3 separate regions of the Homo sapiens genome follow, and regions 1 and 3 are each linked to region 2. Evidence: chromatin loops called from intact Hi-C (ENCODE). Cell type or tissue: heart left ventricle. All regions are shown on one strand. Each heading gives the region's core, and the rest is flanking DNA. Links, peaks and the distances in the headings are about the cores only.

Region 1 (10,108 bases), core at 995-8,994, 110 kb before region 2:
ACCGTGCCCAGCCTAAAACTTTTATATATTCTACATACAAATCCCTTATCAGATAAGTAATTTGCAAGTATTTTCTCCCATTCTGTAGGCTGACTTTTCACTTTGGCAGTGTCCTGTGAAGTATAAGATTTGTTAATTTTGATGACATTTAAGTTACCTACTTTTTCTTTTGTTTCTTGTGCTTTTGGTGTCATATCTAAGAAACCATTGCCTAACCCAAGGTCATGAAGATTTCACATTATTTTTTCTACTAACACTTTAATAGTTTTAGCCCTTACATTAGGAGTATGATTCACTGGAGGTTTTTTTTTTTTTTTTTTTTGAGACAGGGTCTTACTCTGTCACTTAAGCTGGCATGCAGTGGCATGATTTCCACTCACTGCAACCTCTGCCTCCCAGGTAGCTGGGACTACAGGCATGTGCCACTGCACCTGGCTAATTTTTGTATTTTTTGTAGAGACATGTTGGTCAGGCTGGGCCCCTTACTCTTTACTATAGTCTCCTTACACTTCAGCAAGGCCCCTTGCTCTTTACCATGCCCCCTTATACTTTACCAGGCTCCCTTGCTGTTTAACAGGACCCCTTGCTCATTACCAGGACTCCTTGCACTCCAGGGAGGCTCCTTAAACTTTCCCTTGGCCCACTGCACTCACCTGCTCTTGCATAGGGCAAAACTCTCAGTTTGGGCCGCTGCTCTCCAGTTGCCTGGAGTTTTAAGTCTTCTTAGGTCTCACTACCTCTTGGCTTTCTCTCGCACTGATGTAGATAGTATACCTGTCTGGCTGTTCATGGTCTCTTTTTACCTGCTTACACTTTGGGGTTTGAAGTGTTCCCTTGTTCTCTTAATTTGTTGCAAATGTGGGTCCTAGGTTTTTGGTTTTGCAATCTAGTTGCTCTACTTTTATCTAGAAATTTGGGAAAATCCAAAAACTATTTTACCACTGTTGCTGCCATCATCCCAGCATTGATGGGTAGGCTTTAGACATTGTCTACCAACTTCCTGCTATGACAAAGGAGCATTTATCCCACTCTTGTCCACCTTCCCTCCTGTTGGTACAGTTTTGCCACTATTTTTAACTTCTTTGTAACTTTAACATATTTATGTCTTCTTTCATCACTAGTATCTCGTCTCCCTACTTTGTAAGAAAAGGATATTTAAAACACTCTTAGTCCATTTTGTGTTGCTATAAAGGAATACCTGAGGCTGAGTAATTTATAAAGAGAAAAGGTTTATTTGCCTCATAATTCTGATGGCTGGAATGCTCAAGATTGGGCATCTGCATCTGGTGAGGGCCTCAGGCTGCTTCCACTCATGGCAGAAGGGGAGCTGGTGGGTGCAGAGACCATGTGGCAATGGAGGAAGGAAGAGAGAGGAGGAAGGTACTAGGCTCTTTTTAACAACCGTCACGGGAACTAATAGAGTAAGAACTCACTTACACCCCCTAGCCCCAGGGAGAGCATTCATCTATTCATGAGGGGTCTGCACCCATGACCCAACACTTCCCACTAGACCCCACCTCGAAGATCTTGGATCAGATTTCAACATGAGGTTTTGAGGGGACAAATGTCCAAGGTGTAGAAACAGCCTTACTTTGCTCTTCAGTGCTGCTCAGTACTTTCTGAAATTTGTGCTTTTACGTTTTCAAGACTGATAACAATCTTGGGTTAGAGAAAAAGATATAAATTGTCTTATCTTTGGTTACAGGTTGATTTTAAAAGTTGAAAGTAAACAAATAGTTTTACTTTATTGTGCTAATAAACTATTCCAGAGACAATCATGTGTAGTAATAGATTACTATCTGGCACGGCTCTTTGTTTTTCCTGCTGTTTTTAATTGCCTCCTTTATCACATCCATTTTTTTCTCCTCCAAACTCCTTCCAGCTGTTTTTCTGTGAGCCCCTTTTTGCTGGAGAGTCTGGGGTTCTGTCTTCCCACCACAGCCTGGACCTACAGCTCTCTAGACCTGCTTTCCACTGTCCCCATGGATGTCCAAATCTTGGCTGTGCCTCTTAGTTTAGTCCAATGTTTCTTGGGATCTTCATCTTTGTTTCATTTACTCCCTCATTAAATTAGAGCACAGTTCTTAAGTAACATTCAAAGAAAGGGCGCATGTGAGATAAACTTTCTGAGTTCTTATATATCTGACAATATCTTTATTTTACTATTTCTTTACTATTCCCCCCACAGAAAACATCCGTGTTTTTTATTCTTGCTTTTCAGGCTTCCTGGAATGACGATGCTCTGTCTTATTTTTTTGCCTTACATTTTCCATAGCTTTGTCTTGTTATCTATGTTGAGGAAGTTTTTCTTGACTCCAGACTTGGAGTGGATGTTTTATCTTTTGCAACTGTTTTAATTTCCATCAACATTTCCTAGTTTTTAACTCTTCCTTTTTCATAGCATCCTGTTCTTGGTTTAGGAATGTAAGAGTTGCACACATCTCTCTGAAGATACTAATTAGAGTTCAGTTTAACTTTCTTTAGTTCTCCAAATTATCTGTTTCTTCAGGGTTATTTTTTTAGGCCATAGGCATTTCTCAAATGGTCTGATGTCTTTCATATTCAAGAACGGGATTGTGGACCCTTGGCTGGGCCATGGGTATCTGGGCACAGCTCACTGGTCATAAGACATCGTTTCACCTTAGCAGGCAGGAGCCAACTGTGACACTTTGGGACTCCCCACTGTAGGGCCCAGAGGCTTTGCTTGAGGATTCTACTTATTCACAGATGGTACATTTCATATACTCAGAGGGGAGCCTCCCTTTTTGTGGGGAAGAGTAAAAATCTATCTGTTGGGTTTGAGGGGATCCCTTGTCCAACCTCCAGCCCTTGCCCAAGCCTCCCCTGTGTCAGAGTCCTCCTGGGCCTTCAGGATCTTCCCTTTGTTGGCTTTTAGTTTCCTGTCTTCTGATACTTGCACCCGCTCCACCTCTCATTTGCATTACTGTGGGTTTATACATTTTAAAAAATTCTTTCCTTTCATGTGAAAGACAACTCAGGAGGGAAAGAAGATAAATTCTTACCCCCAAACCTCTTCCTGAACCAGGAACCAAGCAAACTATTTGTGACTTTGGTATTTTACCAAGAGTTCCTGACAAGCACCACCAAAGCCATGTGTCTGCCCTGTTACAGGAGTAACCTGGACAAGCTGTACCATGGCCTGGAACTCGCCAAGAAGCAGCTGCGAGCCACCCAGCAGACCATTGCCAGCTGCCTTTGCACCAACCTCGTCATCTCCCAGGGGCCTTTCCTGTACTGCTCTCTCATGGAGGTCAGGCTTCCCACAGAGCACAGGCGCCTGGTCACAGCACCAGTGGCTTCGTCTGACCATCTGTCTCGCCTCCGCAGGGCACTCCAGATGTCATGCTGTTCTCTAGGCCGGCATCCCTAAGCCTGCTCAGCAAACACCTGCTCAAGTCCTTTGTGTGTTCGGTGAGGGGCCAGGCGGGTGCTGTGGGTACAGGAGGGCAGGTGCTTGGAGAGCTCCCTGGATGGGGAGTTAGATGCTGGCCTTGGGGTGCCTGTGGCTGTTGACCAGCTGCAAGGTCTAGGCACATCCATTACTTTTTCTGAGCTGTCTTTTTCTCAGCTGACCCCTAGGAACCTTCCAGTTCTCTCAAGCTCTGATTCATCACTGGCTGTCTAAGTCACTCAGACAAGTAGGGAGGGGCCCTTGCAGAGTGAACAGGGCTGGGGCTTGTGTCCTATTGTTGCAGGTCAGGGAAAGCGGGATGGTTGTAGCACCGACTGGCTTCCCAGCAACAGCTTGTCCACTAAGCTGATTTCCTGTGCCTGGCTTTGTCTTCTGTGTGGCCTAACCCCCTCTTTGCGTTGGCGTGGAACACACTCCTAACTTGGCTGGCTTTAGGGCAGGGGTCCTCACCTAGCCGACATGGGGCTCCTCCCAGATGTGACATGTCAATAATTGAAGTCCTCCTCTGCTTCGAGGATGAGAGTTTATGCCGGGGGCTATTTCAAACAAAATGTGCTAACAGGAAGTTGAACTTTTCTTTTGCCGCTGAACTAACCAGTAAAATGATGACAGATGACATGTGTTCTATCAACCAGGTAATGTCAAAGATAAACTAGGGACAGAGCATGGGCCTTGACGTCCTCTAGGCTGTGTTCAAAGATGAGCCTCCTCATTTGCCAGTTGTGTGACGTGAGGTAGATGATCTGACCTGATCCTCAGTTTCCTCATCCGTGAAATGGGTGAACACATACCCACTTTACAGGATCCATTCATTTACCAGACATGTATTGAACATCCACCACCTGCCCGGCCCTGTTGTGGAGTGACTGCCCATCCTGGTGCACATCCTGGGACACCCCTCAGTCCTAGACACACCAGGAATACTGGTCACCTGGGCTGTAGGGTGTGGGTGCAGCAGGCACAGCAGAGAAGGAAACCCTAAACCTTTATCCTGAAGGAGCGTGCCGGCGGGGGGGACGAGGAGTGGCAGCTGCGGTTAAGATGAGGGGATGTGCTGCCAGGGGATGGAGCAGGATGAGGCGGGGTGGGCTGGGGCCTCCTGGAGAAGGTGGCAGCTGCTGCAGGACCTGAAGGAGGTGAGGGAGAGGATAGCAGGGCAGGCTCCTTGCAACAAACAGCCAAGGGGCAGTGGGGCTAGGCTGGTAGACAAGGAGGCTCGGGGACACAGCATCACAGCCACAGTACCATGCTGTGGGTACGGGAGGGCAGGTGTTTGGAGAGCTCCCTGGACTGGGAGTTAGACACTGGCCTTGGGCATCTAACTTGGGGTGGCTGGGTGGGGACCAAGGCGTCTCCTGGTGACAGCGTCCCTGGAGGCTTTGGGGAGTGGAGTGACTGGGCGCTGTTGGGCTCTGGGCTCTGAGTGTTGAGCTGGGGCCCACCATACCCTGACGGAGGGTGCTCTCCGACTCCATAGACAAAGAACCGGCGCTGCAAACTGCTGCCCCTGGTGATGGCTGCCCCCCTGAGCATGGAGCATGGCACAGTGACCGTGGTGGGCATCCCCCCAGAGACCGACAGCTCGGACAGGAAGAAGTGAGCAGCTTCCACTCGTCCTGGGACTGGAGGGTCGGGGGTGTTGGGGTTATCAGCTTATTAGCCCTGCTGAGTAGAGTGGTATTTGCCTCTAGTGTCTGTCCTGGGGCGGGGGGTGGGAAGGGTCCATTGCAGGCCGCCTGGCCCCCGACATGTCTTGTGTGTCAGCAGCTTTTTTGGGAGGGCGTTTGAGAAGGCAGCGGAAAGCACCAGCTCCCGGATGCTGCACAACCATTTTGACCTCTCAGGTGAGAGTCTCCTGCCACTCTGCCACACTTTCCCACCTGACCCTTTGAGGCTATTGCAGGCCCTGGAACCAAGCAAGTTGGCATGGCTGGAGGAGCCTGGCCAGCAGCCCTCTTGACCTTCCAGATCTGGCCCTGGGACAGGCTACTCCTGGTGGCTCAGGGAGCTCTGGTGAACCTCAGGCCCCTGAGAGGGAAAAAGTGTTTTCCAGGGAATGACTGGCCTGGCTGTGGCCTTACAGCGGCCTTACAGCCAGTGCTAAGGATCACTTTCCCAGCAAGCCTAGGGGACTGGCCACCAGGGCCCGTGTGCCCCGATCTCACCTGTCAGGGTTGGGTTGTTTCTGTTTCATGGGGTGAGGGAACAGCAGGGCCCGTGATGACCCAGGACACCAACCCTTGCTGCGCCAGCCACCTCTCCACAGGCCGGGGTGTGTGTCGTGATAGGTGCTACCTGTGAGATGGCTGGGACACCGGCCCCACCTGTGTGTCAGATGAGCCCAGAATGGATAGGCCTGCCTGCCCACTGCTTCCCCAGCACCAGCACGGAACATGGTTCACATTCGGCTGTGTTGGCGTTCTTATTATTGTTGACAGGTTTTAAAGTAAAACAGACGTATTGATATTTCACCCCGGGTTAGTTTGCTAAAGCTGCCATAACAAAGTGCCACAGACAGGGTGGCTTCAACCACGTGTCTCCTCCCAGTCCTAGAGGCGAGAAGGCCCAGGTCAAGGTGGGGCAGGGCTGGCTTCTCCTCAGGCCTCTCTCCTTGGCTCACACAGATGACCACCTTCTCACTGTGTCCTCACGTGGTCTTTCCTCTGCATACCTCCTTGGTGTCTGTGTCCAAACCGTTTCATCTTCCAAGGACACCAGACAGATTGGATTAGAGCCCACCCTAACAACCACATTTGAACTTAATTACCATAGTCACATTCTAAGGTCCTGGGGGTAAGGGCTTCAACATAGAGATGTGGGGGAGACCGTTCAGCTCATAACACCCTCAGTACTTCCTGCACCTCTGAGAAAGGATATTTTCTTGCCTCATCACCACGGATTCCTCAACAATGATAGACACTGTCATGGGAGATCCAGCCTTTGTTGAAGTGGCGTCAGCCATCTCAGAGCTGCCTTCCTTGAGCCAGACCCAGCCATGGCTGTGGCACTGTGTGGCATTGGTTCACCCCGCACAGCAGCCCCTGCTAACTCTTTTGTGCCTGTGATGTGGGAGAGGTGGATGGACACCCACTGGCCTGCAGAATATCTGGCCTTCAGTATACAGGGAGGACTCGGGCTGGGAACTGCTTGGTTTCCCTGAGGGTGGAGAGCCAGGGGTGAGGGTGCAGAGTGGGCCATGTCTAGTGCCCACCTGCGTGGGCTGGGTCTGGGGCTCTCGGGGCTGTGGCTGGCAGCATAGATGGCTCCCAGGGCCAGGCCAGCCCCATCCTGGGGCCTGGTTTTGCTTTGTGGTGAGGGTCTGGGTGCTCAGCTGAGCCTGAGGGCCCTGTGAGATATGGGCAGTTTGCACCATGTCCCCTTGTGCGGAAGAGAACACTGAAGCCGAGGAATTGGCCAGAGTGCGGCCAAAAGTGACCTGCCCCACCCAAGGACTTCCACAACCCACTCTGGGGACGGGGGTTCATGCCAGCTGGGGTGGGCAGGCCCGTGTTTGTCCAGGTCTGTAGGGCCCTTCCCTGTGTCACCTCTATTGTCTTCCCGGGGGGGAGTTCTCCCTGCAGGCCCCAACCCTGACCTCTCTAGCAGTGCAGACAGCAGTTGTGAAGATGAAGTACAGTGAGACAGACACAACCACTGAGTGCAGAATACCACAGGCCGGGAGGAGCCGCGCACTTTGGAATGCAGTGGAGGGCAGGCAGCGGAGGGGAGTTCTGTGCCCTGTCTTGTGTTCCCACTCCTCCCTTCTCACGGCTGTTTTTCTTTCATTACTTCAGTAATTGAGCTGAAAGCTGAGGATCGGAGCAAGTTTCTGGACGCACTTATTTCCCTCCTGTCCTAGGGTGAGTTACAGGGGTTCTGCAGGGGTGGCTGCAGCAGCCCCCTCAGAGCCCGACCCTGATGCCCTGCTCTGTCCTCCCTCAACGGAGGCTTCTACTTGGGTTTCAGACCGAAGCAGGGTTCTTGAGATTGGAGCCAACACATTTTTCCCAAGCACATCTGTCCTTAGGCTGCCAGCAGGGCCACAATGGGGCATTTTGAGGCAGCTAATTTCATTAAGCCCCTGCGATCCCTTCAGAAAGAGCTGGTATTCACCCTCTGCTGACCACACTTGGGCTGGGCATCGCGTGTGACACATGTCACACACAGACTCCCTGGTGCTGCCCTCGAAGGCCACCTGGAGCCTCCTGTCCCACAGCCTTCGTGTCAGGCGCTGGGCAAGAGCCCGCAGAGCAGCCATCCGGGCTTTTGTGTGCTTGGCTCATGAGAAAGCAAAGCTGTTGGCAGCCGCTTAGCTGGGAATTCCAAAGCGCTGGTTCTGCTGGGGCCTTCACCAGCACACAGCTGTCCTGAGGGCCCCATTGGGATTCACTGGCAGGTCACTGTCCCGGGACACCTCCCACTGCCCCATGTGCTACCTCTTTCTTAAGGGTTCCCAGGAAATAGGCCTGCCTTGTGTCTTTGTAACCATCTCTCAGCCCAGGTTCCCCACAGGGAATGCCACATCCAGCCCTGCATCTCCCAGAGCCCTAGCCTGGAGGCTGCGGCTGTGGCAGATGGGCCCTGCCAAGACTCTGTTGCAGGAGGTCCCTCAGGCCAGGCCTGGGGTCCTCCCCACTCTCCCATCCGTCCGTCCATCCATCCATCTGTCCATCCCTCCAGGGGCAAGCACCTGTTCTCCTGTTGGGGCTGGAGTGGGGGTTTCTGCTGACAACAGCATAGGGGGCCTCAGGGACCCCACAGTTCCTCTCAGGGTGGCCTGGGCTACATGGGGCCCATTTTGGGCGCGGGGCTCTGAGTCAGACCCTCGGGGTTTTTGGCAAGTTCTGTAGGGTCATCAGCAGTGACCTTGGGCCAGCCACCTAATCAGGCTTAGCCTGTTTCCTCATCCAAAAATGGGGCCCACTCTCTCCTTAGACGATGAGTGTGAGCATCACAGGACTGCATAGGGTGGGGCGGAGGCAGAGGTGGGGCTCTCTGGCAGTGGAGTGGGTGCTAGAGGCAAACCCCTCCCCTGCAGCCTGCTTGGTGGTGATGTTATGCTGCTGTGTGTCCTTCCACTGAGGCAGGGGCACAGGTGGCCTGGGCTAGGAGGGCTGAGCAGCAGAGTGCCGAGGGATGGAGGGAGAGCCCCCATGGGAGGGTGCCAGGGGGCTGGCTGAGCAGCTGGGCGGGGTCCGTGAGGTAAGAAGGTGCCCGGGCCAGGGGGCAGGAGCTCTGATGTAGGACAGCTCAGCCCAGTCAAGGGGTGCTATGAGGACAGCAGGGGCCTCCGAGTCTGGGGTGGCCTCACCCCCACAAGCAGTCCTGGCTACTCAGCAGCACTACCCAGAGGGGACGCCTGGGCAGTTTCTTCAATTCGGTGGCACATCAACATCGTTTGAAACTTGTTTTTTCTTGTTTTGTTTTCTAGAATTTGATTCTTCCAGAATGACCTTCTTATTTATGTAACTGGCTTTCATTTAGATTGTAAGTTATGGACATGATTTGAGATGTAGAAGCCATTTTTTATTAAATAAAATGCTTATTTTAGGCTCCGTCCCCATTGTGGCTCTGGTCTCGAGGCCAGTGCTTGAGTGTGCTCTGAGCCTTCTGTGGGTCTTGGGCCCCAGGAGCCCTCAGTGCCTGGCAGGAAATCAGCATGGGGATTGGCCCCAAGGACAAGATCTCCTTACTCTGTCCTCCAGGCCCTCCGGGTGGCAGTGGACAGAGGTCAGGACCCCTCGGCATCCCCGCCTCCTCATAGCACCTGCACCGGCCACTGCCTGGTGGTGCCAGCCAGCACCTGGCTCTGTCCACCTACCACTTCCTCTGGTCCACCTGGCCTCAGCCACATAGCAAGTCCACCCTCTCAGCCATCCCTCCACCTGTGGGTCTCACCATCCAGCACTCTTTTCCAGGTCTTTGAAGGCAGGAGTGATTTGGGTAGGTTTTAAGTCAGTGGGGAAAAGCTCAGAAAGAGTGGCCTGGAAAAGAGCACACAGGTAGGTGGGGCTGGTCTTGGTGCAGCCCTTGGCAAAGGGCAGTGGGCACAAAAGGGTGAGAGCTGGACTGGAGGCTGGGCCCCTCCCCTCACCTCTGGTGGTTTGCACAGCTTCCCGGGACCCTTGAGCTGCCTACCCTGGCCATTTGGGAAAATTCAAAGGCTGTGCAGCTTCCTTTCCATGCCCTTTCTTTCCTTTTTTTGAGACAGAGTCTCGCTCTGTCACCAGACTAGAGTGCAGTTGGTGCGATCTCGGCACACTGCAACCTCTGCCTCCCGAGTTCAAGTGGTTCTCCTGTCTCAGCCTCCCGAGTAGCTGGGATTACAGGCACACACCACCACGCCCAGCTAATTTTTGTATTTTTAGTACAGACGGGTGTCACCACGTTGGCCAGAATGGTCTTGATGTCCTGACCCTGTGATCCGCCCACGTCGGCCTTCCAAAGTGCTGGGATTACAGGCGTGAGCCACCGTGCCCAGCCCCGTGCCTGTCCTTTCTTAGGAAAAGGCTTTCTTAGGAATGCCCTCCCAGGCAGCCTTGGGCCTCAGCTTCTGACCAAACACACCAGACCTGGTACTACCCAGTCCCGGTGGCCAGGTGCAAGAGTGTAAGGACCATTGTTTTTGGCTCTGCCCAGGGCCACAGCTCTGGGATCACACACTCCCAAGCTTGG
Region 2 (10,108 bases), core at 1,254-9,253:
GACAGGCCAGGTAACAAGAGAGGCCTTTCTAGAAAGTCCCTGGAAAAGGCTCTTTCCTCCCAAACCGGCAGATTATGCTTTGTATGTCTGTTGTGGCAAGAACCTTTTCTTGTTTTCTTTCTCAAAGTGACAAATTGATGGCAGGGCAGATAAATCGTATTTTCTTTCCTTCTTTCTTTCTTTCTTTCTTTCTTTCTCTCTCTCTTTCTTTTTTTTTCTTGGTGACAGGGCAGATAAATCATATTTTCTTTCTTTCTCTTTCTTTTTTATTTTTCTTTTTGAGATGGAGTCTCGCTCTGTCACCCAGGCTGGAGTGCAGTGGCACGATCCTGGCTCACTGCATCCTCCGCCTCCTGGGTTCAAGCGATTCTCCTGCCTCAGCCTCCTGAGTAGCTGGGATTACAGGCATGCACCACCACGCCCAGCTAATTTTTGTATTTTTAGTAGAGATGGGGTTTCACCATGTTGGGCAGGATGGTCTTGAACTCCTGACCTCAGGTGATCCACCCACCTCAGCCTCCCAAAGTGCTGGGATTACAGGCATGAGCCACCATGCCCAGCCTTTTTTTCTTTTCTTTTCTTAATAGACAGGGTCTCACTTTCAGTCACTCAGGCTGGGGTGCAGAGTTTCAATCCTAGCTCACTGCAGCTTTGACCTCCTAGGCTCAGCTGATCCTCCTGCCTCAGCCTCCCAAAGTGCTGGGATGACAGGTGTGAGCCATTGTTCCCAGCTAAATAGTGCTTTTTCTTCTCTCTAACATTGAAATATAGAAAGTATGAAAAAGCCACTCATGGTCAAGCGGCATGTCCCTGCAGAGCTGTCAGCCACACTGCCTCCCAGAATCCAGGTTGGGGGTTTCCGATGCTGTCTGTTCCATGTGACCTCACAGCCTCCTGAACCAACTGATGGCCCCAAATGTTTATCCCCATTCCAGATGGCACCTGGTGGTACCTGAAAGTGACCTCTGGGCTGCGAGGTGCGTGGTAATGTCCCTGTGGCCCATCTCTAGATCGTGAAGAGGGTGATGTGAATCATAGCACACTCCAGGACATCACAGGGCCCCAGCACAATTGTGTATGCTGTGACTCCGTCACCCAACTACTTCGAGTCTTCAAAGACATTGAATTGCCATTGTTCTAATACTTATTTGCCTTTGGTTCCCACTCCTTCCTCCCCGTGGTGGGAAGAAAGTTGGGGAATGTGCACCCAGAAGATGTCGGGGCTGGATCAAGCCCCTTTTCAGTCACTGTCATTCATAGTTGAGATGTGAACTCTGCAAAGGCAGTGAGTACAGAACATTCTTGTTTCCAGTGCAAATCCACTGTGACCAGGAAGCTGTGCCTAGGTCTCTGACTCCAGCCACCCATACCTCCTCTCCCTGTACCCAGAGCCCTGGATGAAAGCATGAGTCTGGGATGCTGGGAAGAGGGCAGACAATGACAGCTCCCAGGCGCTGTGGACCAGGCAGGCTCTGTGTTGGGCTTTCCTGGCAGACGATGCTGTAGTTAGTTAATCCTCTCGAGGACATGTGAGATGAGGGTATCATTACCTTAGAGATGGAGGATCTGAGCCTCCAGCAGATAAGCAGCTGCCCCGCTGCAGAGAACTGAAAATGAAGCTAAGCTTGTTGGCTTTTCCCCACCAGCTGCCTCCCACTTCCTCCACCTGCTCTGTCTCTGCAGAAAACATCAAGAATGCAAATCCAGCCCCTTGGCCAGCTCATTTGCACACACACTCACCTCAGGGGTCTCTGGGGGTGTCTTGGATGCAGACCTCCATCCCTCACACCCTCACACCTGTCCGTCCAAGGGTCAGGCCATGCTGGAGTGCCTGGGCTGGCCTGATGGAGATGCTGCACCAGCTGAGTCATGGCGGGAAAACAGCCGGGAATCACCCAATATCTATTCCTTCCTTCCTTTCCATTTTCTTTTACAACAGCAAAATGATGCCAAGATTTTTCTGTGCTTCCCCTGTTATAGGCTGATTTATGGCCTCCCTCCCAAGTTCCTATGTTGAACTCCTAACCACCCAGTCCCAACCCCATATGGCTGTATTTGGATAGATCTTTTTCTTTCTTTCTTTTTTGAGACGGAGTCTTGCTCTGTTGACCAGGCTGGAGTGCAGTGGTGCAATCTTAGCTCACTGCAACCTCTGCCACCTGGGTTCAAGAGATTCTTGTGCCTCAGCCTCCTAAGTAGCTGGGACTACAGGTGCGCACCACCACGCCTGGCTAATTTTTTGTATTTTTAGTAGAGACGGGATTTCACCAGGCTGGTCTTGAACTCCTGACCTCAAGTGATCTACCTGCCTCGGCCTCCCAAAGTGTTGGGATTACAGGCCTGAGCCACTGCACCTGGCTGAGAGAGGGTCTTTAAACAGGTAATTCATTCAAAATGAGGTCATGAGGGTGGGCCCTACTCTTGTATGACTGGTGTCCTATAAGAAAAGGAGACTAGGGCCTAGCAAGGTGGCTCCCAACAGTTTGGGAGGCCAAAGCAGGAGGATTGCTCAAGCCCAGATGTTCGAGACCAGCCTGAGCAACATGGTGAGACCCCCATCTCTACAAAAAATTTTAAAAATTAGCCAGGCATGGTGAGGTGCACCCGTAGTCCCAGCTACTTGGGAGCCTGGGAGGCTGAGGCAAGAGGATCGCTTGAGCACTAGGAATGTGGGGCTTCGGTGAGCCATGATTGTGCCACTGCACTCCAATCTGGGCAACACAGCAAGATCCTGTCTCTAAAACTAAATAAAGAAAGAAAAAGGAGAGGAGATTAGGACACAGGTATGCCCAGAGGGATGACCCTCTGAGGGCATGGCGAGAAGACGGCCATCGACAAGCCCGGGAGAAGGTCCCCGGAAGACATAACCCTGCCCACGCCTTGATCCCAGACTTCCGGCCCGCAGAATATAAGACAATAAAGGTCTGCGGTGAGGCCACCAGCCAGTGGCACTTTGTGATGGCAGCCCCGGGAGGCCAAAACAGCTGCCTGTTCCCCACGTCCCTCTCCCAGCAGAAGCGCATGGGCTGCTCTTGAGCCCCAGCTGCAGTCCATCACTGTCAGTGCTAATGCGAAGCTCCCCTAAGACTGACTTGACAATATTGGCGAGTGGGCTTGACCCACCAGCCTGCATCCGGTGCCGGTGAATGGGCACTTACGTTCCTTATTGAAACGCTACTTGTGGCCCTCTGCTTCCCGGAGCTCCTGGCAACAGCCCAACTTTATGTTCCAAATAGGAAAAGGCTGCTTGATTTAAAGACTCGGACTTCATTAGGCGTTACCTTGATTTATGGAAAAATAATACTGAATGGTTGCATAACAATGGCCCACTGCTCACCTACGTGTGGCCTGGGGTTAATAAAACCGGCACATTTGTCTCTCCCACGATGACGTCAACGTGTACCAGCCCTTCTCTTCCACATGGGAAACGTGTTATGTTGTTCCAATTGTACATTCACTTGGTGAAGGGTTGTGTTAAGTGATTCCAAAAATTGACTGTGTATATTTTCTCTAGGGAAGTTATTGTATATTATTTTAGCTGGGAACATCTCTCGCACACAATTACTAATCAGAAGTGAAAATCAGGATTTGTCCCCGGCCCACCTGGCGGATCTGATGCAGCGCCAGGGCAGCCCGTGAAGACGGGCGCTCTTCCTCCGTGACTCTGGGCCAGGCAGAAGGAGCCTTGGAGAGGCTGCAGGAGGAAGCCCGGCTTGAGGCCATTCCTGTTTTGTCTTGCTGGAATTCAAAGATATTTGTTAATCCTTTCCCCCCACTTGAGTTGAGAAGGCCTGGAATGAGGTTTCACAAGCTGTGCCCTGTAGAGCTCCTGGGGAAACTGGCTCGAAAGAATGACTTCTCGAGAGGGAAACTAATATTTGCTTATTTTCCCCCCACTAACTTCCCAAGGGAAGGCTAATCTTTAGAAACACAGAAACTTTGGAGGCCAATAAAATTGAGAGCAAGAGAAGCGAGATTGTTTCATTGTTGCCACCATGAAGGAGAGTTTGTTTTTACTGGATTTCTTTTTCCCTTCAGGAAGGCTCTGGTAAGAGTCCTGATAGATTATTCTCGCACCCCTGGTTCTGGCTTTCCCCCCATTGTTTCAATTGCCCTTTTAATCACCACGATCTCAGTCAAGGTCAAGGCTGCTGTTTCATGTACCCGTGCCCCGCCTGCCCTCCTCTGCCGCGGATTCCCATGGGGATGTGTGTGGCTGCATGACCACCCTTCCGTGTCACCAATCACACCGAGCAGCCCTGAAGCCAGCGTGGGGTGTCGGCAGGGTGGTGGCACTCGGCATTTCCCAGCCTCTTCTTGGATGCCTGGGGTCCTCTCTGCAGGGTTTGGTGAGGCCCTGCTGGGGTGAGAGCCCTTGGCAGCCCCAACTGTGTCTGATCACAGGCGAAGCATTTATGAGGCAGCTGGGTCCCATAACAGAAACAGGGAAACCAGAGGCAGAAGTGACATTACGAAGTGGCTTACGGCGCTGCTAAGTCAGGGTTGGGGTAGCAAAGCGTCATATAGGGAACTGAAATGCTTTTCAGCGCACAATAGCAGTGAACTGGATGGGAATCTTCGGGCCGAGAGAAGTCCAGGCAGAGGCGTTAAAAAGTTTAGGCAAGGAAAAGGAGTGAAGGGCTGGACCTGGTGGGGTGGGGTCCCATTCCCAGGAGAGTCGGCCCTGCCCCAGCAGCTTCCAGCTGGAGCCTTCAAGGACCTGGAGGGGGCAGGACCAACCCCTCCACCCTCCCTGCCCTTCACCCTCAAGTTCACCTGCAGGGCTGTCTTCTTGCTTACTAAGGCCTGGGAGAGTTTAATTCCAAAGCAGAGGATGATGACTGGAGAAACGGATGCCTGGTTGAGTCACTTCTGGGGGCTCAGCATTGGAATCCCTCTGTAACCTCCCAGAAGCAGAAGTGGTGGCGTCCAAGGCTGCCCAGGCCCCTCCAGTGATGAGGAGCCCAGACCCTACAACACGCCTTTGCCCCCTGCACACCCTTCCTGCTGACAGCCCCATCCCATGCTCCTCCCCATCTGACCCGTGTGTGTGTGTGTGTGTGTGTGTGTGTGTGTGTGTGTGTGTGTGCGCCCCCCACCCCCGCAGACCTCCCGAGACAGCTCTGGCAGCCCCACCTGCCAGGGGTCAAGTGCAATTCCTCTGGAAGTAGCATCTTTCACATGGAAACGTTCCTTTATTTTCAGTAGTTATGGTCGTCAGCGAGCCCTCTTAAAGGAGTCAGGTGTCCTGCTTTTGTTAAAATGACGTTGTCTCCTAACTCTTAGAGAAGAGGAAAAATGTCTCTGCCCAGCTGGCATGCTGGGGCACAGACCACTGAAGCCAAGGCTTTGGACTCGGGGGTTCTGGAGGCTGGAGGAAGGGAGAAGGGGATGCAGCGCAGCGTGTTGTGTGTGCATAGTGCTCCAGGGACTCCAGAGGAGAAAGGAGTCCCTGGGGAAGAGACATGGGTCTGCCTCTTATCCTAAGTGCTTTCTGGTGCTCCAGGGAGAAGTGTTTCTTGTCTGAGATGTGGCAGACATTTAGAATCATTGCTCAGAACTGTCTCATCTTAAACCTTTTAACCAGAAAGTACAGAACCATTGCTCCAGGGGAAATACAAGCTTGTGAGAGCTTCTGTTTGCAACATTTCATTCACTAATCCATACATAACCTTGTTGTGTGTCTGTTTCTGTTGAAAGACACTTTAATATATATTATTGCTTCTTTAATGTATTCACCACCAGCAACACCATAACTCTTGCCTGAACGCAGCTCATCTAACACACATATTTTCCGCATACAGTTCATTGCAGCCTTTTTTTTTTTTGAGATGGAGTCTCGCTTTGTTGCCAAGCTGGAGTGTAGTGGCGGGTTCAAGCGGTTCTCCTGCCTCAGCCTCCCGAGCAGCTGGGATGACAGGTGCCTGCCACCACGCCCGGCTAATTTTTGTATTTTTAGGAGAGACAGGGTTTCACCATGTCGGCCAGGATGGTCTCAAACTCTTAACCTCATGATCCACCCGCCTCAGCCTCCCAAAGTGCTGGGATTACAGGCGTAAGCCACCACACTCGGCCTTTTTTTTTTTTTTTTAAGAGATGGGGATCTTGTTCTGTCACTCAGGTTGGAGGGCAGTGGCATGATCACAGGTCACTGCAGCCTTGACCTCCTGGGCTCAAGTGATTGCCCACCTCAGCCTCCCAAGTAGCTGGGACCACAGGCACACGCCACCACATCCGGCTCATCACAGCCTGTTTGTGCTTAGGAACACTAGACAGCCCTCAAGGTCTTTACCTATAAAGTAGAGATGTCAGAGATGTCAGAGGCACTTGAACCAGAGCAACTCCATCTTGAATAGGGGCTAGGTAAAATAAGGCTGAGACTTACTGGGCTGCATTCTCAGACAGTCTTTTTTTTTTTTTTTTTTTTTTTTTTTGAGACGGAGTCTCACTCGGTTTCCCAGGCTGGGGTGTAATGGCGTGATCTTGGCTCACTGCAACTACCACCACCCAGGTTCAAGCAATTCTCCTACCTTAGCCTCCTGAGTAGCTGGGACTACAGGTGTGCATGACCACGCCTGGCTAAGTTTTGTATTTTTAGTAGAGACGGGGTTTCGCCATGTTGGCCAGGCTGGTCTCGAACTCCTGGCCTCAGGTAATCCACCCACCGTGGCCTCCGAAAGTACTGGGATTACAGGTGTGAGCCACCACTCCTGGCCCCTCCGGTTAGGCATTCTAAGTCACAGGATGAGATAGGAGGTTGCTGCAAGATACAGGTCATAAAGACCTTGCAGATTAAAACAGGTTGCAGTAAAGAAGCAGGCTAAAAAGCCATCAAAACCAAGATGGTGATGAGAATGACCTCTGGTCATTCTCACTGCTACACTCTCAAACTGTCAACAATTTGACAATTTACAAATGCCATGGCAATGTCAGGAAGTTACTCTGTATGGTCTAAAAAAGGGAGGCATGAATAACCCACCCCTTGTTTAGCATATAATCAAGAAGAAACCATAAAAATAAGCAACCGAGGCCGGGCATGGTGGCTCACGTCTGTAATCCCACCACTTTGGGAGGCCGAGGCGGGCGGATCACAAGGTCAGGAGATCAAGACCATCCTGGCCAACATGGTGAAACCCAACTCTACTAAAATGCAGAAAAAATTAGTTGGGTATGGTGGTGCGCACCTGTAGTCCCAGCTACTCCGGAGGCTGAGGTAGGGGAATTGCTTGAACCCGGGAGGTGGAGGTTGCAGTGAGCTGAGATCGTGCCACTGCACTCCAGCCTGGCAACAGAGCGAGACTCCGTCTCAAATTAAAAAAAAACAAAAAACAAAAAAAAAAGCAACCAGCATCCCTCAGGGCTGCTCTGACCATGGAGCAGCCATTCTTTATTCCTTCACTTTCTTAATAAACTTGCTTTCACTTTACTCTATGGACTCGCCCCTAATTCTTTCTTCCTCGAGATCCAAGAACCCTCTCTTGGGATCTGAATTGGGACCACTTTCCGGGAACAGAGACAGCAGGGCAATGGCCAGAGGCCACATGAGACAGTCAGTAGTGTATGGAGGCGGCAGCAGGTGCCCAGAGGCATCCCCGGCCCACCCCCAGAGCCTGGCCTGACATCCAGGCCTCGCAGGCTTCAGGCCAGGACCCTACCAGCAACCCCCCACCCCCGAGCACCCCAGGTGTGTATGGGTGGGTGGGGCCTCCCGTCAGCCCACCCAGGGGCCTGTCACACCCCTGCTGCACACAGCCTCTGCACTCTGGACTGCATGCTGGAGCCCGTGGGCATCAGAGCCACGGGCTGGGCTTGGCAGGATGCACCTCCCAGCAACGGTGTGCTCACTTCTCCTGTCCTCCCCTGGCTCTGATGACACTGTGAGGCAGCAAACCAGGGTCCTGAAGGGACCTCTAAAGATACAGTGTGTGCAGGGACCCTGCCCAGGGTGAGAGCAGCTGGAGCTCTTGCCGTGATCATCTCAGGCTGCCCAGGTGAAGGTGTTTCCCCAACAGCCCTGGCCACAGAGGAGGCCAGGCCTCTTCCCTGCCCACCAGTCTCATGGCCCTCCAGCCTTCCCTCCCGCCACCTGGGCCAGGGCCAAGAGTCTTGGAGGGAGGTTCTTATTGCTACCAGGTGACCCCTGCTCCTGGCTGGCATGGAGCAAAGTCACCCTTGCTATCAATTTAACACAGATGAAAGATCATGCTTGTTCCCATTCCCACCACCTGGACATCCTCCTCTCCTGGACCCTACAGCCTGCGTGGGGGGTGCATTTGCAGGAATGGACCTTGCCTCCCTGGAGTACCTCTTGGCTTACAGCCCCATCCTCCCTGGGGTCTGCTATCCTACTGACCTGAGCGTGCACACTGCTGATCTCCTGACCCACTGTTTAGGAAAATCACTCCTTTCCAAGCCTCCTGTTTCCTTGCAAATGCTCTAGAGCAGGGGTCCCCAACCCCTGGGGTCACAGGAATGGGCCACACAGTAGGAGGTAAGGCGCAGGCAAGCAAATGAAGCTTCATCTGTAACAGCTGCTCACTGCTTGAATTACCCCCTGAACTCTGCCTCCCATCAGATCAGCAGCGGCATTATATTCCCATAGGAGCACAAACCCTATTGTGAACTGTGCATGTGGGGGATCCAGGCTGTGTGCTCACGAGAATCGAATGCCTGCTGATCTGTCACTGTCTCCCATCGCCCCCAGATGGGACCATCTAGTTGCAGGAAAACAAGCCCAGGGCTCCCACTGATGCTACATTATGGTGAATTGTATAGTTATTTCATTATATATTACAATGTAATAACGATGTCATAATGAGAATATAATAATAACAGAAGTAAAGTGCACAATAAAAATGTAATGCACTTGAATCATCACAAAACCACCACTCCACCCTCGGTCTGTGGAAAAATTGTGTTCCACAAAACCAGTCCCTGGTGCCAAAAGGCTGGGGACCGCTGCTCTAAGGCATAGCAGTCTTTAACCTTTTGGGGCACCATGGAGACTTGCATAGCCTGATGAGCTCTGTGGACCCCTTAGAACTGCTGATGTGTGTCGCTTACATTCAGAGATGGAGAAAATGCTAAACCTTAGTGAAAATAAAGATGCTTTTTCTCCCATCCAAGCTCCTGAGTGCCCTGAATGCCACCCATGGGGACCTTGGGGAAGCCCTAGGACAGGGATGTAGGTACAGATTGACAGTCCAGAGCTGCCATCAGGGAGAAGCATTTGCAAAGCACAGGCTCTGCAAATGGGGTCTACTTCCTCCATCCCCCAAGCCTGTCTTCTGCTTCACTTTGCCAAGACTCTGCCTTGCCCCAGTGTTGGAGCAGGATGCCAGATGGCAAGATGGGCTTATGGGCTGGGTCTTCTGTTTGGTCGCGGCAGAGCCCATGGCAGCTGTAGGAACTTTGACGGGGAAGGGGCAGGGGCGGGAGCAAACCTGTAGCGTGAAAGTATGTGAACGCTCTGTCATGGAGGGCACCCCAGGCCGTGTCCAGGCCAGCTTCACCCTGTCTCTGGGAGAAGGAAGCCTGGTCAGAGCTGAGGAGGCTCCAGGGCACCAGGCCTTGTCCCTCTTGCGCCTGGGCGTGATGCTCCCCAATGGCGTGCGCCAGTCCTGGGACCATTGCTGCCGGCCGTGTGTCTTCTTCCAGGGTGCAGAATCCCTTGTCAAGCTGGGTGGTTTGATGCCAGCCCCTGGGCCTCGAAGCTCCCTTCCTGATGGAGTGCTGCCATTTGGAAGGGGTAACTTTCGTGGTCATTTTTTTAAATCATGGTAAAATATACATAACTACATAACATAAAATTTACCATTCTTCCTTTTCTTTTCTTTTCTTTTCAGACGGAGTCTCGCTCTTTCGCCCAGGCGGGACTGCAGTGGCGTTCTCTCGGCTCACTGCAAGCTCCGCCTCCCGTGTTCACGCCATTCTCCTGCGTCAGCCTCCCGAGCAGGGGACTATAGGCGCCCGCCACCGCGCCTGGCTAATTTTTTGTATTTTTAGTAGAGACGGGGTTTCATTGTGTTAGCCAAAATGGTCTTGATCTCCTGACCTATTGATCCGCCCGCCTCGGCCTCCCAAAGTGCTGGGATTACAGGCGTGAGCC
Region 3 (10,108 bases), core at 795-8,794, 55 kb before region 2:
TTTCTCAGGCTAACACTAATTTAATTTTTTTTTAAATTGAGGTATACTTTACTTACAACAAAGTTCACCAATTTTAAGCACACAATTCAATTTTTGACAAATAACTACCACAATTATGATACAAAATATTTTCACTGCCGAGCCCACTTTGTGCTCCATGCAGTCAATCCTTTCCCCCAACACCTAGCCCCTAAGTACTCATCTGCTTTCTCTCACCACAGTGTTGCCTTTCTAGAATTTCACAGTATGCAGCCCTTGGTGTCTGGCTTCTCCTGCTGAGCCTGACAAATGTGAGACTCCTTCTTGCTGTGTGCAGCAGCAGTCTGTTCCTTTATTCTGCCAAGTGTTATTCCACTGTATGGATCTACCTGTTCCACTTTTTGTTTGTTTGTTTGAGACGGAGTCTCGCTCTGTCACCCAGGCTGGAGTACAGTGGTGCAATCTTGGCTCACTGCAACCTCTGTCTCCTCGGTTCAAGCGATTCTCTTGCCTCAGCCTCCTGAGTATCTTGGATTACAGGCATGCACCACCATGCCCGGCTAATTTTTGTATTTTTAGTAGAGACGGGTTTCACCATGTTGGTCAGGCTGGTCTCGAACTCCTGACCTCAGGTGATCTGCCCGCCTTGGCCTCCCAAAGTGCTGGGATTACAGGCATGAGCCACTGTGCCCGGCCTCCACTTTTTGACTATTATTCATAATGCTTCTATGAACATTTTGCTATAGGTAAGTCTTGTGGTGACATGTTTCTATGTCTCTGGGCTAAGTACCTAGCAGTAGGATTGCTGAGCTGAATGGTTAAGCGGTTACAACTTCATGAGAAATTACCAAAATGTTTTCCAAATTGGCCTAATCATTTTGCATTCATTCCTACCTGCTATATGTGAGAATTCTAGTTGCTCCACATCTTCATCAACACTTGCTACTGTTAGTCTTTTTAATTTGGGTCATTCAAGTGGACATGTACTGGTTTAGTGATGTCTCACTGGTGGTTTTGTGTTTCTCTAACAACAGATGATGGCCAAGCATCCTTCAGGTACTTATGTGTCATCTGTATTGTATTTCTTCTTTGGTGAAATATTATTTTGTTTGTAAATCAATCAATCAATCTACCTATCTGTCTATCTATCTATCTATCTACTGAGACAGGGTCTCACTTTGTCACTCAGCTGGAGTGCAGTGGTGCAATCACAGCTCACTGCAACCTTTACCTCCTGGACTCAGGCGACTCTCCCACTTCAGCCTCCTGAGCAGCTGGGACTACAGGCATGCACCACCACACCTGGCTAACTTGTTTTTTTTTTTGTAGAGATGGGGTTTTGCCATGTTACCCAAGCTGGTCTCAAACTCCTGGGCTCAAGCGATCTGCCCACCTCGGCCTCCCAAAATGCTAAGATACTGCATTCAGCCTGTTTGCAATTTTCTTATAGAGCCAAATGAGTTCTTTATGTATTCTGAGTAGAAATACTTTATGAGATATGTGTTTAGATATTCTCCTAGTCTGTAGCTTGTCTTTCATTGTCTAAATGAGGTCTTATTAAAAATTAATTTTCTCTGGGTTTATTGAAGTATAATTTACATTTAATAACACTCACCCTTTTTAGGCAGAGTTCTGCGAATTCTACCACTACAATCAAGATATAGAATTTTCCCATCACCCTCCCAAAATTTCCCTATACCCTCTTCTAGTCAATCCCCTCCCCTCAAATGCAACCCCTGGCAACCAACCACTGGTCTAATAGTGTCTTTTGAAGTGGTCAAAGTTTAAAATTTGATGCAGTATGATTAATCAATTTTTAAAATTATGTGTCTTAGTCTGTTTGTGCTGCTATAACAAAATACCTGAAACTGGATAATTTGTAAACAGCAAATTCATCACTTACAGTTATAGAGGCTGGGAAGTCCAAGATCAAGGCACCTGCAGGTTTGGTGTCCAGTGATGGCTCGCTCTCTGCTTCCAAGATGGTGCCTTGTTGTGTCCTCTTGAGGAAATGAACACTGTGTACTCACGGTGAAAGAGATGGAAAGGCATAAAAGGGCTAGCTGGTTCCTTTGGGCCCTTTTATAAGGGCACTAATCTATTCATGAAGTTGGAGTCCTCATGATCTAATCCCTCCCTAAAGTGTTAAAATCAGGTAACTTAAGTTCTCCAACTAGCTGTTTTTGATCTCTGTGAGGCCAGTCTGTACACTAACCTTTTTTTTTTTTTTTTTTTTTTTTGAGACGGAGTCTCGCTCTGTCACCCAGGCTGGAGTGCAGTGGTGTGATCTCGGCTCACTGCAACCTCTGCCTCCTGGGTTCAAGCAATTCTCCTGCCTCAGCCTCCTGAGTAGATGGGATTACAGGCAAGTGCCACCACGCCTGGCTAATTTTTGTATTTTTAGTAGAGACGGGGTTCTACCATGTTGGTCAGGCTGGTCTCGAACTCCTGACCTCGTAATCTGCCCGCCTTGGCCTCCTGAAGTGTTGGGATTACAGGCATGAGCCACCGCGCCCAGCCCCACTGACCTTCTTTCATGGGGAGTTCATGTAAGTTTTTCCAAAGGCTCTGCAGGGTATCTTCAGTATAGAGTGTTCTGATATGGGAAACGAGCTCTAGCTCAACCTCCTTCACTCCCAACTCCAACTAGCTTTGCCATCAGTGTTACTCCCTATTGCTGTTTGCTCCACAGCCTCTTGCCTAGTGGATGTGGTCTGGCATTGGACAGCACAAGCAATGACAGGGAAGCCCCCTGAAGACCCTTGCCCAGAGGTCTCTGAGTTTTCTAGATTTCTTCAAAGCCAGGTATAAAGGCAGTCTAGCAAGCTCACACTGTCCAAGCAGACATCCAATCAGGGAAGATGCCAGCCTCTCTTTTTTAGGCATCTGAAGTCATTATGGTAACTCTCTTTGAGCTACACCCTGTTGGCTTTAGTAATAGCACCGCACCCTCCCTATTTCTGCACCCAGGAAGCTGCTTAGGGAAACTCTTACCCTTCCTCCCGCCCCATCCCTCCCCCGTTGTCCAGTTATGTAAGCCTGAGGGTAGGGTGGTGGTGGTTCAGAATGGCAGGGCTGGCTCTTCAGCCCTCTAACAATAAGCTCTGGGTGCTGCCATGTTGTGCTGCCTTTACAGTGTGGGATACTGAATGCCTCTGGGTACTCACCTTTGTGCCCTGACTCACTAATTCCAGGGTAACAGGAAAAGGCTCATTAAACGTCCCGTTACACACAGCTCTAATAAAAACAGCAATAATAACATCAAAACACTCACATAGTGCTTGCCAGGCACCAGTCTCTTTCTCTACTTATGTTAACTCATTTCCTCTTCACAACAACCCACCCCATTAAGCAGGATCAGTAACCCCTTTGCACAGCTGAGGAAACTGAGACATAGAGGAGGTAAACTGCCCAAGGTCACAGGGACAGAGAGCCAGAGAGCTGCAATCCAATCGAGGGAGTTTGGCTGGAGTCCACGCTGCGCTGCTTTCCACATAGGAGAGGCAGAGAAAAGCTGCACCTGCAAGAGCGATGGTTTCGGCTGCGTATTTGGAATAACGAAGTCAGCGGTCAGGAGCAAGGAGAAGGCACACATCTCGGGCCTCATTTCTGTCCCCGAGCGCTCCCCCACACTGCGAGATCATGGCGGTGGAGGGGAGTCCCGCATCCTGACCCCCGGCCGCCGCGCACTGGGGGGCCCTCAACCTCTGGGTTACTTGGGGGCACGCAGTAGCCACCCACGGGGCAGAAAAGACGGGGGCGGTCAACTTTCTCCACTCCAGCCGCCTGGGGTCCCGCCATCCCTCAGCCAGGACGCTTGGCAGCCGCCTCTAGGCTAGGTGGCCACGAGTTGCGTGCGAGAGCGAGGGCTGCGCATGTGCGAGGCGTGCGTGGTGCGTGTGTGGCGCCGCGGGCTTCCGCTCCGACGTGGGGATCACTAGACAGCAACTGCCCCCCAAGTTCTCGTATCAGCTGCGGGAAGGAGAGAATGGTTCTAGTCAACCGAGAGTGGAAGGAGACCAAATTTCAGCAAATGCACGGACTTGAGTCCTCATGAGCAGGGTGGCCATGGTGCGGAAGCAGCTGGCACGGCCCCCTCAACCCCGGACCCCTGGGGTCCTCACTGCCGACCCGCGCATTCAGTGCTGCGCATAAATAAGATTTCCAATTAGAAGGCCTAGGTCCCAGCTCTGCCCCACAGCGTGGCTTTGGGCCAGGCACGTCATAGCCCTGGAACTCTTTCTTCCCATTGTTGAGATGAAGAGGGTGCACGATATGTTCGACGCAGCAAGGTTAAATGGAAGGAAACGGGGCGGCCGCTTAATGACTGGTTGCACGCGCTTGCGTTGGGTGCTGCAGCCTGGTGCCAGGAAGGTGGGGCAGGGACCTTGTGGTGTAAGGAGTGGCGGTGAAAGTGCCTGGGGTCAGAGAGGAGAGGCAGGGGATGAGTTCTGAGTGGGAGGAGGGGGCAGCTCAGGTTTCGTCAAGTAGATGACCTCTGAACCAGAACTTGAAGGATAAGACGGGAGATGGCCGAGACGAGAGATGGCCCTAGGAGCATCCTGGCACAGCAGGTGCCTGAAAGCCTGCATAGGGCATAGATGTGTCTAGAGAGTTCTGGGAATGATCGCTAGAGCGGTGTTGGGCTCGTAGGGAGGCAAGAGGTGGGCTTGGAGCGGGAGGTGGGAAAGGCATGGGGAGTGTCTTGAAAGCCCCCTTCATCTGCAGGTCCTGAAACGCTGCAGAGGGTCTTTAGGCGTGGAATTTACATAAGATGTGTGTTTCAGTAAAGTGACTTACAGGAACCAGACAGGAATTGTAATTATACAAAGGGGATTTCGGAGGAAGGAAGTTAGTCTCAGTCCAGGGAATAATGAGGGCCTGAGCTCAGGAGTGCAGTGGGGAGGGAGAAAGAAGGATTCCAGAGAGATTTTGGGCAGAGTAATTGACAGGCTCCCGATTAGAGCAGAAACTAAGATGATGCCTAGGTTTGGAAAACTGGGTGAATTGAATCATTAAGACACTGAAGTGTCCACCAAGTGCAGACCTTGTGCCAGGCACTCAGCATCCAAAGATCAAAAAAGACCTAGTCTCTGCCCTCAGGTGCTTCTACTTGAATAGGGCAGGTGGACACATAACTAGGTAATTGTATCTATACCCTGTGATGTTGAGGATTACAGCTGTCCCTGCCTGACCTGGACCTAGGGGTGAGGGCAGGGGGGCTTCCTAGAGAAGTGGGACCTGAGCTTGGCAGAAATGGGAGTTCACAGGCAGTGTGAGATGGGTCCCCTAGGTACAGTAGGAACGCAAGCAGGAAGGCCAGGGAGTTTGTGATGTGTTTGGAGAACTAGAAGCAGATGCTGGAGTGTAAAACCGGAGCTTGACTTTTATTCTCTAGAGGGTGGGGAGCCATTGCAGAGCCTTAGGCAGAGAAGGGCCTGGTCAGATTTGGGTTTAGGGCAGCTTGCCCTGGTGCCTCGTGGAGAACGGTTGTAAAGGCGAGAAGCTAGGAGCGAGAGGTGGCTGTAGGAAGTGCTGGTGAAAGAGAGTGGAAGCTGGAGCTGACACAGGGAGTTCAGGAAGGAGAGTGGGCTGGGGGATGGTGGGGTGGGGAAGTGCAGGATGAGGAGGGAGGGCTGAGGTGAGGTCAGTGCTGCACACCAGGTGCATGAGGCCTGGGGAGCATCTCCATGGAGGTACCTAATGGCAATTTACTAGCCAAGTCATCTTGACCAGTTCACTTAGCCTTGGCGATTTGCCTCATATTGCAGAATGTGGATGACAAGACCTACCTCATAATGTTGGAGTGATTCACTCAACGAGTATTTACTGAGTATCTGTTGGTGTTCTGGGTGCCAGGGATTCAGCTGGATGGCCTCAGCAGAAAATACACAGGAAATATGGGTTGAGCTAAAAATCAAGGGCCCAATTAGAACAGATTTGACTATCATCCATATTAACACTCCCAGAAAAGAGGGAGATGAGCAGAGAGAGAGAGAGAGAGACTTTTCCAGTTGCAAGGCAAGAGTAGGCTGCAGGGTCACCTTGTGCTGGCTGGCAGGAGCCAGGGGCTGGCATGTATCCTGTTTGGCCAAACCATCATTAAGTGGCAGTTCGAGAATAGGCCCTCTAAGCTCTTGCACTGGTGTCATAACATCTGGGGATTTCCTGTGTGTCAGTGTTTGTGTGGATAGAGGGAGCTGGTGGTAAGTGTTCAGCCAGGTGCATCCAAGATCCCAGGGTCTCATGGGAGGACCCAGGGCTGGAACTGGCCTCCTCATACCGCTGTACAGCTCTGCCTGGAGCCTGGAGCCTCCTCCTCTGCTGAGTGGTGCTCTCAGCACAAAATGAGTGTTATCAAAGGGGCATATATTCTGCACTCACTAGCTGCACAAGAGAAGAACAGCGGTTGTTGGTATGCCTTATAACTACTCTTCAGAATACACACCCCTTTGACAACATTCACTTTGTTCTCAACCATAAACAACCACACCCCTTGTTTATGGTTGAGAAGATGAAGGCCTGGTGGAATTAGCTTCTTGCCAGAGACTACACTGTGGCCAGAAGGACTCTGCCTTTTCCTTGGCTATCTGAGCTTCATCTCAGAGGTGTTTAATTGCTCCAGCCAGATCCATGTGAATAGCAAATTAAGCCCACACAGTGGCTCATGCCTGTAATCCCAGCACTTTGGGAGGCCGAGGTAGGCGGATCACTTGAGGTCAGGAGTTTGAGACTAGCCTGGCCAATATATGAAACCCTGTCTCTACTAAAAACACAAAAAAATTAGCCAGGTGTGGTGGCACACGCCAGTAGTCCCAGCTACTGAAGCGGAAGCTACATCGAGTTGAGATCGTGCCACTGCACTCCAGCCTAGGTCACAGAGCGAGACTCCATCTTAATAAATAAATAGCAAATTAATGTTTTAAGTGAAGTAACAATAACGGTTTACTCTGATTTAATTTACAAATAAACATGGAGTTTTTGTTTATAAATTTTCACCAAATTTAAAATCTTCAAAGGCTAATTAAAATAGTTAATATTTATTGAGTGCTTCATATGTATTTTCTCATTTGATTTTCACAACATCCCCATGAGTTAGATATGATTATCATTGCCATTTTACTGAAAGTAAGGTTGGAGCAAGGTGGAGTAGGATGGAGTAAGGATGAGGTTAAGGGTGGAGTAAGGTTGGTATACGGTGGCTAAAGTTGGGGTAAGGTAAAATAAGGTTAGGGTAAGGTGGGATAAGGTTGAGGTAAGGCGGAGTAAGGTTGGGGTAAGGTGGGCTAAGATGAAGTAAGGTTTGGCAAAGTTGGGGTAAGGTTGGAGTAAGATGAGTAAGGGGGTAAGGTTGGAGTAAGCTTGGGGTAAAGTGGGGGTAAGCTTGGGGTAAGGTTGGAGTAAGGTTGGGGTAAAGTTGGAGTAAGGATGGGGTAAGGTGGGGTAAGGCTGGGATAAGATAGAGCAAGGTTGGGGTAAAGTGGGGTAATGTGGGGTAAGGCTGGGATAAGATAGAGAAAGGTTGGGGTAAAGTTGGAGTAAGGATGGGGTAAGGTGGGGTAAGGCTGGGATAAGATAGAGCAAGGTTGGGGTAAAGTGGGGTAAGCTTGGGGTAAGGTTGGAGTAAGGTTGGGGTAAAGTTGGAGTAAGGATGGGGTAAGGTGGGGTAAGGCTGGGATAAGATAGAGCAAGGTTGGGGTAAAGTGGGGTAATGTGGGGTAAGGCTGGGATAAGATAGAGAAAGGTTGGGGTAAAGTTGGAGTAAGGATGGGGTAAGGTGGGGTAAGGCTGGGATAAGATAGAGCAAGGTTGGGGTAAAGTGGGGTAAGGTGGGATAATGCTGGGATAAGATAGAACAAGGTTGGGGTAAAGTGGGGTAAGGTTGGGGTAGGGTGGCCTACAGTTGGAGTAAGGTGAGGTAAAGTTAGGGTAAGGCTGGGGTAAGGTGGAGGGTAACTTTTCAGATGTGATACTGTTTTTGCACGCCTTATCTTTCCCTTCTTGCTGCTCAGTTAGGAGCAGCTTTTCTCCTCAATTTAACTGAAGTGAGCATTTGCTGGAGAAGTTGAGGGAACACGCACATTGTGCAGCCCTGTTTGTCTGAGCTGAGGCTTGTGTTTGTCCTAGGAAGGGCCATTTGGGAGCTGTTTGAGATGGCATCTCACAGCGAGCAGAGGAGGGCACAGTCAGGGTGGTGATTGGGGTGAAAACTCTGCTCATGAAGAATGATTTGGTATGTGCACAGATGATAGCTTTTCTAAATCCTATTTTGTTTTTCTGAAAAATAAGTGACAGTAACCTGAACACCTTTGAGTTTCTCCAATGCTGGCTTAGTCTGAGGCTGGGGCCTGCCTGCCATCCCTTTCCCTCTCTCACTGAGTGGCTGCTGCTTGCCCGTCTCTGACCTTTGAGAGTCTCAGGTCTGATGGTGGTGGAGATGGAGCACAGGTGACTGATTCGGGGGACTCGGAGACACACCCCTTGGAGGAGGGACAGGGAGGGTTGGAGGTAGCTGGTTTCATGTGGGCAGAACACAGGACATAGACATCCTCTGTCAACGTTGGTCTTCTCTGTAGTATTTTGTGCAGGGTCCTGGTCAGTAAATCTGGCCAAGTGAGTCATCTGAAAGCAGTCATGTGATCTGTGTTGATAAGTGGATAAAGCATTGGCTTTCATCACTCTCTGGATTTGTTAGTGAACTTTAAAAAAGAAACCTTTCTTGTGCTTTTAAATAATGACTGTGTTTTTTAATCTTACCATTTAAATCTAGTTTTCCTGAAGATGCCTGTGTGCCTTTGGCCAACAGGATCTTTGTCCGAGGTGACAATGAAGATAGTATACCATGAGCCCATACTGCCTGCAGAGTCGTGGCTGCCAAAATTAACAGCTGTGGAATTATTTGTGACCCTGTTAAGGATAAACATATTTGTCCCTTTTCATTTTATGATCAGCAACTGCTAAAGTTCTTACTTGTAATTGCAATTTACTGCCCTCACTGTATTGCTTAGTTTAGAGGTGGACACAGAAAGAATGGAACATTTGTTTTCTTTTGGGTCTGAGCTATGAATTTGGGCCGCATTATCATGCAGGCCTTGGCCCCTCTGTCTCTGCAAGATTGGGCTTTCCTGTTTTTGTCATTCTCAGCTTACTTCGCAGGCATGCTTTGTGTAGAGGAGAAAAATACCCTCCAAAGAACCTCCCAAGGAGGTTACCAGGTACACGGTTCAGCCAAGTGGGTGACTCAATGGGATGCATCTCTTTGTGTTTGTCAGGGCCGGGAAGGGTGTGACAGCATGTGGGGAGAGACTCAGTTCCCAGCCAAATAACTTTACCACCTGAGCTATGAGGCAGTTCCTGCACATCACCACTCCAGCAGGGTCCAGCCTTGCTGCGGCAGAAAGCGAGTGTGTGGGAAAGCAAATGGCTCCACACGACGCTTGCAGTGTTCAGAGGGATGAGTATGAATTGTGTGTATCTCAGGGACCCCTTTGACCCATGAATACATGTATAGAGTATTCTCTATTATGTGGGTGAAGTGTATCTACTTACATACTTAAGTATTTGTGAGTAAAACGAGAAAAAAAAAAGATGTGAAGGATGGATAGAGAAAATAAAACAGCAGGAGGCTGGTAGTTCCTGAGGCTGGATGCTGGGCACATGGGCATCCATTCTACTCTTCTCTCTATACTTCTGTGTATATTTGAACATTTTCAAAATAAGAGGTTTTATTTTGTTTTTTGATTTTTTTTTTAGATGGAGTCTCACTCTGTCGCCAGGCTGGAGTGCAGTGGTATGATATAGGCTTACTGCAACCTCCGCCTGCTGGGTTCAAGCAATTCTCCTGCCTCAGCCTCCCAAGTAGCTGGGACTACAGGTGCGTGCCATCATGCCCAACTAATTTTTTTTGTATTTTTAGTAGAGACGGGGTGTCACCGTGTTGGCCAGGATGGTCTCCATCTCTTGACCTTGTGATCCACCCGCCTTGGCCTCCCAAAGTGCTGGGATTACAGGCGTGAGCCACCGCACCTGGCCTTTTCTCTTTCTTTCTTTTTTTTTGAGATGGAGTCTCACTCTGTAGCCCAAGCTGGAGTGCAGTGGTGCGATCTTGGCTCACTGCAACCTCTGCCTG

The links. Hi-C counts contacts between places; a loop is a spot of excess contacts. Peaks named below come from ENCODE experiments on the same cell type or tissue, not always from the same donor. Only the 100,000 strongest peaks of a DNase experiment are listed, where the experiment ranks them.
Region 1: it touches region 2 in a loop (2.5-fold over the local background); 18 of 110 quality-filtered maps call a loop at or near these places.
Region 3: a loop joins it to region 2, with 2.5 times the contacts of the local background. A loop is called at or near these places in 16 of 110 quality-filtered maps.

What each region holds. Positions count from the first base shown.
Region 1 is chr22:19,511,617-19,521,724 of GRCh38, forward strand. It overlaps CDC45 (cell division cycle 45), which reads left to right. Exons shown (of 19, transcript NM_003504.5): 14 at 3,133-3,271; 15 at 3,349-3,432; 16 at 4,911-5,029; 17 at 5,201-5,277; 18 at 7,228-7,293; 19 at 8,865-8,992. The coding sequence ends at 7,292. Among named protein-coding and RNA genes, the nearest start is that of CLDN5, 7.7 kb to the right of the region's middle. RefSeq lists enhancers at 2,867-3,367, 3,368-3,868. In heart left ventricle, for the core only: no CTCF peak of the experiment used is centred there; no DNase peak of the experiment used is centred there.
Region 2 is chr22:19,617,865-19,627,972 of GRCh38, forward strand. No RefSeq gene overlaps it. Among named protein-coding and RNA genes, the nearest start is that of LINC00895, 56 kb to the left of the region's middle. RefSeq lists enhancers at 1-446, 2,467-3,228, a silencer at 1,822-2,116 and a cis regulatory region at 9,638-9,718. In heart left ventricle, for the core only: no CTCF peak of the experiment used is centred there; no DNase peak of the experiment used is centred there; H3K27ac peaks cover 1,155 bases.
Region 3 is chr22:19,562,984-19,573,091 of GRCh38, forward strand. LINC00895 (long intergenic non-protein coding RNA 895) reads right to left here and starts at 3,856. Exons shown (of 1, transcript NR_024381.1): 1 at 3,147-3,856. RefSeq lists a silencer at 4,455-4,790. In heart left ventricle, for the core only: no CTCF peak of the experiment used is centred there; DNase peaks (open chromatin) are centred at 3,747 and 4,232; H3K27ac peaks cover 1,554 bases.